Regions from separate parts of the Homo sapiens genome. Here region 2 is linked to region 1. Evidence: read pairs that join two places in POLR2A ChIA-PET (ENCODE). Cell type or tissue: HepG2. All regions are shown on one strand.

Region 1 (2,500 bases):
TTGTCTGGAGGCACCACAGTTTATCCATTCACCTACTGAAAGACATGGGAAGATTGTTGTCTTCCAATTGCCACATTTTGACAAGTAAATGGCTATAACTTCCATGTGCAGGTTTTTATGCAGACGTAAATATTCAGCACCTTTGGATAAATACCAAGGAGTGCAATTTTTGGATTGTATGATAAGAGTATGTTTAGTTTTTGTAAAAACAAACAAACAAAAAAACATGTCATACCGCCTCTCAAAGTGGCTGTGCCATTGTGTGTTCCCACTAGCAATGAGTGAGAGTTCCTGTTGCTCCACCTCCTCATCAGCATTTGGTGATGTCGGTGTTCTGGATTTTGGCCATTCTAACAGGCACGTGGTGGTGTCTCGTTGTTGTTTTAATTTGCATTTTCTGGATGACATATGATGTGGAGCATCTCTTCATATGCTGGTTTCCATCTGTGTATCTTCCTTAGTGAGGAGTCTGTTAAAGTCCTTGGCCCACTTTTTAATTGGCTTGTTTTCTTATTGTTGATTTTTTAAAGAGTTATTTGCATATTTTGGATAACAGTTCTTTATCAGATGTATCTTTTGCAAATATTTTCTCCCAGTCCATGGCTTGTTTTCTCATTATTTTGACATTGTCTTTCCCATAGCAGAAGTATTTCATCTTAATGAAGCTCAGCTTATCAAGTCTTTCCTTCATGGATTGCACTTCTGGTGCTGTATCTGTAAAGTCATTGCCAAACCCAAGGTCATCAGATTTTCTCTTGTTATCTCCTAGGAGTTTTATAGTTTTATATTTTACTTTTAGGCCTGTGATCCATTTTGAGTTAATTTTTGTGAGGGGTATAAACTCCGTGTCTAGATTCATTTTTTAGCAAGTGAATGTCCAGTTGTTCCAGAACCATTTGTTGAAAAGTGTTTCTTTGCTCCGTTGTATTGCCATTGCTTCTTGAGAATGTCCTCATTTTTGAAGTCTAGAGCACCCCCAAAGTCCCCCAGAGTGACTTCTCCCAACTTCCCTACCCAGCAAAACCTCCCATCATAGACACCTTAGGACTCTCTCCCCAACACTGGACCCCATTCCAATGTCATATTTGTTGATAGGACTCCTTAGCTGCCCATCACCCTCATTGGACCGTAAGCACCATGAAGGCAGGGACTAAATCTGTTCTACTTACCATTGTGCACACTTGGCAGGGCACCTAGGCAGTGCTTCATGGATATTTGTTGCATGAATGCCTGACTTTCAGGTAACAGCTAGCAGCAGCAGAGTCTCAGGAGTGAGCCAGACTCGGTTCTTTTTTGCTTCTCTGAACTCACTCACTTCTCTAATCCTCCCAAATGAAGGAGATATTCTGATTGCCATCCCGAGTAAGTTCCAGTGAGGATGAGTCACCTGCCTGAAGTTCACAGGCCACTGAGATGAGGGACAGCCACAGAAGCTCTCAGCGTGGCATCAGAGCCAATACCCCTCTGCTCAGCAGTTGTCCAAACTGAACCCACCCCTCCAGGAAGCTGATCTCAGCTCAGAGTTCCAAGCTGATGTATGGAAAACCCAGGGCCACGGTCTCCAGCCAGCCAGCAACAAAAGTCAGGTGACTGGTGGCTTTGACAATGCAACTGTGGGGCCAGGGCGGCTGACCCACCGGCAAGGACAACAGGCCACACGTGCCACTCGCCCTTCTTGTTTGCTTTGTATCTGGTTCCCACTCGGCAGTGCCTGCCAGGGGCTGCCAGGACCACGCTTTTTCTATCTAATGGTTAAAATTCTTAGAAGTATTATTCTCTGCTTTGCTTGGCAGCCCCACAGAACATACCTCTGATGCGTCAGGTAACTGGATAGGGTCTTGGTCACAGCAATTTGCTGAACACAGGGTTTTGCACACAAAAACACATTACGGCACTCGGGGGTGTCACTCGGGAACAGTGCCAGTCTCATTAGGCATTCTGTGTACCAGAGAAGAGGGAGTAGGGCTGGGGGGCCTGGAAGAGGGAGGCTTGTGTGGGTGACTTAGGAGCCCCTAAATTGCCCAGCCTGGTGGACCACAGGACTCACTCCAACATTAAGACTCAGCCTGGTTAGCTGGGTGTGGTGGCATAAGCCTGTAGTCCCAGCTACTCAGGAGGCTGAGGGGGGAGGATTGCTTGAGCCCAGGAGGTCGAGGCTGCAGTGAGCTGTGATCAGGCTACTACACTCCAGCCTGGGTGGCAGAGTGAGACCCTGTCTCACACACACACACACACACACACACACACACACACACACACACAAAGAGCCTAGGCCAGAGAGTGAGAACACAAGCAGTGGTGTCAGTTGGGCAGGGGTTAGGTCTAGCCTTACTACCCTGGCTGTGTGACTTTGTGAAAGACAATTAACCTCTCTGAGCCTCAATTTGTTTGTTTGTTTGCTTTTGTTTTTAGAGACAAAATCTGGCTCTGTCACCAAGGATGGAGTGCGGTGGCAAAATCGTGGTTCACTGCAGCCTCAAATTCCAGGGCTCAAGCAATC
Region 2 (2,500 bases), 220 kb before region 1:
TTTGTAATTTTAGTAGAGACGGGGTTTTGCCATGTTGGCCAGACTGGTCTCGAACTCCTGACCTCAAGTGATCCACCCACCTCAGCCTCCCAAGGTGCTGGGATGACAGGCGTGAGCCACTGCACTCGGCCATATCTCCATTTTTAACAAGAGGGAAGCCCCCTCCTGCTGCTTAGGGCAGGCCACAGTTGTCCAGCTAGAATCGATGGCCACGTTGTTTTTCACTGCATGTATTTTTGTGGTGGTTTTTCTTATTATGGGCTGATACCATTTCTTTCATTTATGGTGGTGACAGAAATGTTCCATATTAAATGGAAAGCAGGGTCAGGTGATGGTGGATATGGCAGAAAATGTGAAGGAGGCCTGAGGGAAAGAAGGTAGATTCTGAATTCTGATCCGGCCCCTGATCCGGAATGGATGCTGAGGCCCAGAGAGGGAAAGGACGGGTCTGGAGTCACACAGAGTGCCAGGGGCAACACCAATTCTCAAGCTCGCAGCCCAGCACTCCTTCCTCTGAGCGTTCAGCTGTGCTGGGCTCCAATGCATAATGAATGGAATTCTGAGCTGCCGCTTTCCTCCCAGAAACCCCTCCCATCAAGTCCCTTGGGGACCCTCTCCCCACCTCGGGGTCCCTTGGCCCATTTAAAAACCCAGGCTGCAGGTGAGTGTGTGGAGTACATCCTTTTTAACAATACTCAGACAAGCAAGTCTGGTGCCTAGAAATCATGTTTCTGCTTTGAAACCTGCCACTGACTGCCTTTCCCAATTTCTGCTTAGCAAATCTTCACAGGCCGTGTTTTAAATACTCTTCCTCCTTTTGCTATGATCAAAGGAATTACTTGTTCCCCTGATAGGTGACAAAAGATGTCAGAGAAACGAATGAGAGAATGTGGTTGCAGCCCCCTTTCCTTCGCCTGGAGGAAGGAGAATCGCAAGGCATCTTGGGCTGGGTGGCTTTTAGCATTGAGTAGAGTGGGGGTGCAGAGATAAGGGAGGAGGCTGCAGGCAAGGGCAGAGGAGGGGTCCTCAGGCAGGCTGATAATTTGGCGCCAGTAGTTGACATCAGTTGGGTGGGCTGCTCAGCCTGCATTTCCCCTTCTCCCGGGCAGAGCTTCCTAATTTTGCTTTAGGGTACCCACCCTTCAGGAGGCACTGACTCCATCCCCAGAGCTGGGGCTGTGTGTATGACTCAGACCTGGCCACAGCGATGGACTTCAAACTGGGCATGTGACCTAATCAGAACCAAACAGGAGCAATCTTGGGCTTTTTGAGATTGACTGCTCAGAGAGGGAGAAGACGCCCCTTCCTGCTGGGCTTGGGGTAGGGCTGTGAGCCTGGAGCTGCAGGGAGTTTGGCCAAGAGGAACTTCGGAAATGGAGCCAAAAGATAGGGTGGGAAATGGACAGATGCTGAGTCCTGTCCTGATGATCTCAAACTCCTAGATCAAGCTGCATCTGACTATGTAAACTCTCTTTTTTTTTTTTGAGACAGGGTCTCAATCTGCCACCCAGGCTGGAGTGCAGTAGCACCATCTCAGCTCACTGCAACCTCTGCATCCCGGCTCAAATGATCCTCCTACTTCAGCCTCCAAGTAGCTGGTAGCTGGGACTACAGGCATGTGCCCCCACACCTGGCTTTTTTTTTTTTTTTTTTTTTTTTGAGACGGAGTCTCACTGTTGTCACCCGGGCTGGAGTGCAATGGCGCAATCTTGGCTCACAGCAACCTCTGCCTCCCGGGTTCCAGCAATTCCCCTGCCTCAGCCTCCGCAGTAGTCACCACGCCTGGCAAATTTTTGTATTTTTTGTAGAGACGGGGTTTCACCATGTTGCCCAGGCTGGTCTCAAACTCCTGAGTTCAGGCAATCTGTTTGTTTCGGCTTCCCAAAGTGCTGAGATTACAGATATGAGCCACGGTGCCGGGCCTGAACTGTCTTTTTTGATTAACCTGTTACTTCTTTTCATTTGTGACAAAAGACAGTCATTTCTGATGATCTTTTATCACTTGAACATGTATCTTCAGGCACCTCACCCCCTGCAACAATCCCTAAGGACTTGGCAAATACAGTTTTTTCTACCTCTAGCCACATTTCTAGGCACAATTTCAGCCCCTTCCAGCCTCATCACAGGCCAACACTGGAAGAGTCTCTATTAGAGGCCGCAAGTACAGACTGGGAAACTGAGGCCCTGTGTTGGTCCATTTTGCATCACTATAAGGGAATACCTGAGGCTGGGTAATTCATAAAGAAAAAAGATGTATTTGGCTCAGCGTTCTGCAGGCTGTTCAGGAAGCATAGTCCTGGCCTCTGCTTCTAGTGAGGACCTCAGGAAGCTTTCACTTGCAGTGGAAGGTGAAGGGGAGCGGGCATCCCATGGTGAGAGAGAGGGCAAGATAGAGACAGAGAGAGATGCCAGGCTCTTCTAAACAACCAGCTCTCCTATGAACCTACAGAGAACCTATTCATTACCATGGGAAGGCACCAAGCCATTCATCAGGGATCTG

What was found. Peaks named below come from ENCODE experiments on the same cell type or tissue, not always from the same donor. Only the 100,000 strongest peaks of a DNase experiment are listed, where the experiment ranks them.
Region 2: POLR2A ChIA-PET joins it to region 1 with 8 read pairs; 1 of 35 experiments calls an interaction of 5 or more read pairs at or near these places.

The regions. Positions count from the first base shown.
Region 1 is chr16:50,437,268-50,439,767 of GRCh38, reverse strand. No RefSeq gene overlaps it. Among named protein-coding and RNA genes, the nearest start is that of LINC02178, 43 kb to the right of the region's middle. In HepG2, no CTCF peak of the experiment used is centred here; a DNase peak (open chromatin) is centred at 1,477.
Region 2 is chr16:50,656,181-50,658,680 of GRCh38, reverse strand. No RefSeq gene overlaps it. Among named protein-coding and RNA genes, the nearest start is that of SNX20, 24 kb to the left of the region's middle. In HepG2, no CTCF peak of the experiment used is centred here; a DNase peak (open chromatin) is centred at 1,233.